Regions from separate parts of the Homo sapiens genome. Here region 2 is linked to region 1. Evidence: chromatin contacts called from ENCODE Hi-C or POLR2A ChIA-PET data. All regions are on one chromosome and are shown on one strand. Each heading gives the region's core, a stretch centred on a gene start or an enhancer-like site at or near the end of the contact. The rest is flanking DNA. Distances are from core to core; before and after follow the strand shown.

The links. Hi-C counts contacts between places; a loop is a spot of excess contacts on that map. ChIA-PET counts read pairs that join two places held with the same protein, here RNA polymerase II (POLR2A). Pooled maps may share reads with other maps.
Region 2: a loop to region 1 is called in a map with no recorded cell type, with 2.3 times the contacts of the local background. The contact joins the promoter of ALMS1-IT1 here to the promoter of FBXO41 in region 1. A Hi-C loop is called at or near these places in 6 of 37 single-sample maps with no recorded cell type and 5 of 50 pooled maps. POLR2A ChIA-PET finds 5 or more read pairs at or near these places in 2 of 52 experiments (T-cell and activated CD4-positive, alpha-beta T cell).

The regions. Positions count from the first base shown.
Region 1 is chr2:73,283,165-73,286,514 of GRCh38, forward strand. FBXO41 (F-box protein 41) reads right to left here and starts at 1,314. Exons shown (of 13, transcript NM_001371389.2): 1 at 996-1,314. It overlaps LOC124907840 (a long non-coding RNA gene), which reads left to right and starts at 1,370. Exons shown (of 2, transcript XR_007087013.1): 1 at 1,370-1,418; 2 at 2,744-2,955. RefSeq lists silencers at 851-940, 961-1,370, 2,101-2,280, 2,291-2,340.
Region 2 is chr2:73,455,730-73,458,722 of GRCh38, forward strand. It overlaps ALMS1-IT1 (ALMS1 intronic transcript 1), which reads left to right and starts at 1,374. Exons shown (of 2, transcript NR_046762.1): 1 at 1,374-1,597; 2 at 2,212-2,993. The region is part of intron 9 of ALMS1 (ALMS1 centrosome and basal body associated protein); the gene reads left to right.

The DNA of each region.
Region 1 (3,350 bases), core at 64-2,563:
CCCCTATTAGGCCCCTGTGGGTGGGGAGTAAAGGAATGTCCACTGCCTCTATAAATCCCTCTGAGTCCCCCAAGAAGGCTGGGGCTCTGGCTCTCCACACCTGTGGCTGTGGCCCCAACATGTATACCTCCCAGAGTAGTCACTCCAGCCTGGCGAAGACCCTCAGGGGTCAATGCATCCAGTCCTCTGCCTTCTAGCAGCCCTGGCACTGCTTTTTCTGTTCTAAGCCCTGCCTTACTCTCCTGCTCCTGCAAACAGGCATACACCTCCCAAGGTCACACACAGGCTCCAGAACCTGGATCCCATACCCAGAAAACCATCTGGGCCCCTCGCTGCAGAGAGACCTAAGGAGAGAGCAGGCCCACACAGTACTCGCTGGCCGACTGTGGGCAGTGCACACAGGCCCCGTGTCACACACACTCACATGCAAGGCAATGCGGAGGGGCGCACACATTCAGAGACACTGTGAGCACTGTCACCAGTACAGGCACTGGATGTGAAGAGACAGACACATGCGTGCACACACATGCACACCTCCAGACTATCACACGTGCACACCGGCACGCACAGACACCCGCACAGGTGCCCAGCCAGGCCTCAACACCAGGCCCCTCCCCCAGCCCCTCAGAAACCGGTAGGGAGGGTTGGGGTTTCAGGGCGCTTCCCCTCCCCCCTCCCTCTGGCCCCTGTTCTCCAAGGTCCAGAGTCCCAGTGGGGTTCTGGAGCCCGCCCCCGCCCCAAAACCTGGCTCAGGGAGCGACAGGCGAGAGGGGGGAGGGGAAGCCTGGTCTCGAAACGTTCTGATTTTAATTTCTTAAATTAACCCCTTCCCTGCCTCTGGTCTGGCCTGCCCAGAATCCCTCCCCGTTGGGCGGCCTCGCGGGCCTCCGGAGGGCTGTGAAGGAGCCGGAAGGGGAAGAAGGGACAGTGGCTGGGGTCCTCCCTCCTTCCCTCTCCGGGAGCAGTCCCGCAGCGTGCCCGCGACTCGCCCTTACCTCCTCCACCCCGCGGCGAGGCCAGGCCCAGCGGCCCAGGGCTGGGGACGCAGAAGAGCCCCCGCGTGCCCGGTCCAGACGCAGGGCCGCCTTGGGGCCTCGGATCTCGTTCCCCTCCGCAGCCTTGGGTGGCCGCCGCGGCTAGCGCCCCCGCCTCCCTCTCGGGGCGGGGGCGGCCGAACCTCCCAGCCAGTCGCAGCGGGAGGGGCGCACGAACCCGGCGGGAGGAAGGATGGAGGAGGAGGAGGAGGAGGAGGGGGAGGAGGGGGCGCGCGGGCCGAGGAAAGCAAGGGAAGGGGGAGGGAGGCAGCACCGAGGTGGGGCGGAGCCGGCCCCTCCTCCGGGGCGGGCTCTCCAGTGAGCTGGGGAGCGGCAGATGCGCCCAGCAGCGGCTGCGCCGGGACCCCACGTTTTCCGCTCAAGGTGGTTTCGATGGGGGAGGGGTCTTCGGCGCCGCCCTAGGGGTGTAGGGATGGCTCGCGCCGCGCTCCTCCCGGGTCCCAGTCTTCCCGGCTCCCGGCACCGCCCAGTGCATTCCCCGCCCTGGGCACCTCCAGCTGTGGCTTCTGTTGCCCACCTTGAATCAGGGCCTCTCCGCCCTAACCCTAGCACTCTGGCTTGGGCCTGCTTCCACGCGGGGGCAAATCCGGGGGTGGGTGGTTCTGTGAATCCGGAAGGGGGCGGGCGCAGGCGCTACTCCTGAGACATGCGCCACGGTCCCTAAGCGGCCTCATGGGCAGCGCGCCTGGGTCGTGCACTCGGCGACCTCGGGTCAGATGCTTGGTCTCCGCGGAGACCGCCTGGGATGATCCCCTCTGGGCATTCCTAGGGAACCCGCGGAACTGCTGCTGGACCCCATCCGGAGACCCAATTCTGCTCTTAAAGAGCCGCCTAGGAACACGTGTACCCATCACAAATCCCATCCCGGACCTAGAGGAGGAGGAAAAGGCCTCCAGGTCCCTGGTTCCCTCCTACCCACTCCCACCATTTGGCTAAGATAGCAGCCAGGCTTCTTGGGACTGGAGCACCTAGACGGCCCCACCTTTGGCCTAAGGCCTACCAAGCTGGTGAGGCAGAAACAATCTGGCTGTCGTACGCTTGGAGGAAGTCCACAGGGCTGCAGTGGGGCTGAGAAACCACACAGGGTTTGGAGGCAACCAAGGCCAGAGCAGAGCTGAGGCTTGGATGAGAAAAGGGGGAAGTGTTATTTCAGCCTGAGGGTGGTGCTTGGGTAGGGCTGTGCACATGTGCCTTGAGGGGGAAGTGTTATTTCAGCCTGAGGGTGGTGCTTGGGTAGGGCTGTGCACATGTGCCTTGAGGGGCAATCTGGTTGCAGGAGAGCAGAAACCCAACTTAGTCCCAGGATTCCAGTAACTCGGGCTCATGGGAATTCTCTTTGACCCCCATCCCATTCCTGTGAAGGCAGAGGCATTGGGACATTCAGTATCAGGAAGGATAATTTGTAAACTTGTCAGTGGCTTTGGGGGAATGGCAAACTTAATAAGGACAGAGGCTGTACAGTGGCCAATCAGGTTGAATTCCCCCTCTCTCGATCTTCTCTTCCTCTCTGTAGCTCCTGAATTTCTTTCCTCCTCGCGGAGGTCTTCTGAGATTGGACAAATGAGAAATCACTTTTCCTAATACCCAAACGATAACAGCTCCTATTAACCAGGCACCAAGCATCATGCTAATAATTTTTATGCATATCATTTGCTCTTCCTAATATTATTATTATCCCTACTTTGCAGATGAAGACGCTAAAATTCAGAGCTCAACACATGGCATAGTCAAGACTTGAACTCAAGTCATCAAACTCCAAAGTCTATGCTCAACCACAGTGCCCTCCTGCCTTCTCTGCTATAATACAGTCCACTGGACCTTCACATGTCAAAATGCAGATTCCCCAAATCCATCTGCTCTTGCAGATGGCCAAAAATGTCCATATATTGTCTTGGTTTCACCTTTGTTGTGATGTTTCTCCTCACTCTGTGCATCCTGTGAATGTGTCAAAACAATTTGGGACATGCATGGCTATGTATGTGGGTGCTTTTGTGCATGTGTGCATGAGTGTGTGGATGTGTGTGTGTATGCAGGTGTACACTTGTGCATATGCAAGTGTACATAGGTGCATGTGTGTATCTGTGAGCACATGCATGTATGTGTGGGTAAGAGTTCATGCATGTGTATTTGCACCTGTGTGCATGTGTGTGCGCATATGTCTGTGAATGTATGCATGTGTATTTGTGCGCCTGTGTGCCCATGCTACATTTCACAGACAACAGTTCCTGCTTGGTTGTTATGGGAACCACAGTTCTAAAAATGTTAAACTGAATCCCACTCCATGTGAACCAGAGA
Region 2 (2,993 bases), core at 124-2,623, 170 kb after region 1:
TATAAGTATTAGATTCTTACAGTCTAGATATGTTGTTTTTATTGATTCCAAATTCATATTTTGAAAAATTTATCTTCTTAGAAAAATAAGAACTGATTTGCTTGTTTTATCAATTTTTTTTTTAAGAACAGAGAAGACTAAATGTCACCCTTATTTTCTCTTGAAAGTGGTATCTTGAAATCCAGCTATTTTCAAATGTTTATTTTAAATACTTGAGTACACAGCTATAATAGCTTATGTATAAATGGCTTTCATTTTAATAGTACATATTTTCCTTCTATTAACTATTTCATATGTAGAAAAGAGCATATATGAATCATTTATGTAAAGAATAGCAGCAAGTAAAAATAATTCCCATATATTTACTATCGAGCTTGAGAAATAGAACATTACCAAATACTGTTGAAGTTCTTTGTTTCTCCTTTCCCAGTCATATCTTTTTTATTTCTTATTTTGATATATAATGATTTTCCTTCTCTTCAGTATGGTTTTGAACTCTAAGATGGAATCAATATGATACATATTCTTTTGAGAACTAGGTGTTTCACACAGTGTTAGGGTTTTGAGCTGCTTCTATGTAGATGTGCAGAGTTTTCATTTGTTCCTTATTACTGTACAGTATTCCAGTGTGTGATTACATGATAATTTATTCTTTCTCCTGTGGATAAGGCATTTTGTCTGCTATTTTGCATAGTAATAGGGTATAATAATGCCTATCGTAGAGGGTTTTGGTGTGGATTATGTGAGATAATGCCTATAAAATGCTTAGTAGAACGTGTGATGTCTAGTTAGTACTCAGTAACTGGCAGCTATTATTACTATTATTAATCCTGAAAGAATTGATATAGCTATCATGCAAGGATTTCATGGCCTGATTCATACAAAGTTTCTTAGAAAACTATTCTCCAGTGATATAGTTTATTTGGATTATCTCAATTTTGGAAAAGTTTGAAAAGTACAAATTAGATTGGATTTTAGGTTTTACGTATATGCTTGTGAAAAACAAAATTGACAAAATAATAAGAATAATAAAATGGGCAATTGGTTGTCTTAGCACCATTTGTATATATGCTGCCAAAGTGAGCACTATCCTAGCATCATTTGTTTAAAATTACATAGTTTTCTCAGTGATCTGTGTTTCCCTATTTTTAAAAATTATTTTCTTGCGTTCATATTTCCAGATCCCTCAGCAAGCAAGTTGCCTTCCTTTGGGTAGACTCTGGTTTGTCTGTGTTTTTCTTAAAATAAGGTGTCCTGAATTAGATGAAACACAATTTCACTTCTGATCTGACCAGCATGAAGTATATTCAGTAATTCTCTTTCTGTCAATGTACTGTGAGATCTTTAATGGTCACAGCATAATTGGGCATTAAAAAAAACCATGTACTGCTTTCAAAACTTAAAGCTGTAGGAAAAAAGCAAAGCAAAACAAACCAAACAAAAACCATGAACTGCTGCCAAGATTCCTATTCTCATTTCTTGTATCTATATAATACTTTTTTAAAAATCTTCTTATTTTTGAGACAGAGTCTCACTTTATTGCCCAGGCTGGACTGCAGTGGCATGATCTTGGCTCACTGCAACTTCTACATCCCAGGTTCAAGTGATTCTCCTGCCTCAGCCTCCCGGGTAGCTGGGATTACAGCTGTGTGAGTGGCGCATGACACCACATCCAGCTGATCTTTGTATTTTTAGTAGAGATGGGGTTTCACTATGTTGGCCAGGCTGGTCTTGAACTCCTGACCTCAAGTGATCCGCCTGCCTCGGCCTCCCAAAATGCTGGGATTACAGGCCATTACGCCTCGCCCTATGTAATACTTTTTAACTCTCCTGTATTTCTTTTTATTGCTTTTATATCAGTGTTCAAGCCTATTGGAATGATTTTTAATCAAATTTGATCATTTATTTTATTAAAATATCCCTTTCAGCTTTGTGCCATTTATATATTTGATAAGTATTTTTATCCAAATTAGCAATAAAAATGTTTACTAAGGGCTATGGATAAAAAGTCTAAAACTTTTGGCTGGGCGCGGTGGCTCATGCCTGTAATCCTAGCACTTTGGGAAGCCAAGGTGGGTGGATCACTTGAGGTCAGGAGTTCGAGACCAGCCTGGCCGACGTGGTGAAACCCCGTCTCTACTAAAAATACAAAAATTACCTGGGTGTCATGGTGCATGCCTGTAATCCTAGCTACTCGGGAAGCTGAGGCAGGAGAATTGCTTGAACCTGGGAGGTGGAGATTGTAGTGAGCCGAAGATTGTGCCAGTGCACTCCAGCCTAGGCGACAGAGGGAGACTTTGTCTCAAAAAAAAAAAAAAAAAAAAGGTCTAAAACTTTTGAATAAGATTACTCTCACACCTATTTTGAGTACTTCACTATACTGTCATTCAACCATCTTGTGTTTCACCATCTTATGATTGACTTTTTTCAGTCTATTAACTGAGTAGTTGCGAAATAGTGTTTGTCTAGATATGCCTTGTCCTTAGGGAACCCATATTGGCCACACTGTGTACGGTTTTGGACCTTTTATTTTTTTAACTTAAATATATTAGGATTTCCCTTTAAAACTTCTCTAAAAGCATAATTTCACAGGTATGTAATATCCCATTGTATGAACATAACAATTTATTCACTACCCTACTGTTGGACATTTATTCATTCATTCCAAAAATACATATTGAATGCCTGATATGCGCCATCCTCATCTATAGCCTGAGGACACACCACTGAACAAAATAGACAAACATTTCTTCATCATGAGCTTACATTAAGGAAGAGTATATGAATAACAACCAAACAAGTAAAATAAATGTCAGATGGTGGGATAAGAGCCAGGGAGACAAAGCAGAATGGTCAACACAGAACCTGAGAAAGAGGTATTGAATTAAATATCTGAGTAAGGTGAGAAAGTAAGGCAGTTAACAGTGACAAGAGCATTCCAGACAGAAATAGCATGCACACAGTTGCTGAGGTAAAGTGTGTGAAAGGAAAGG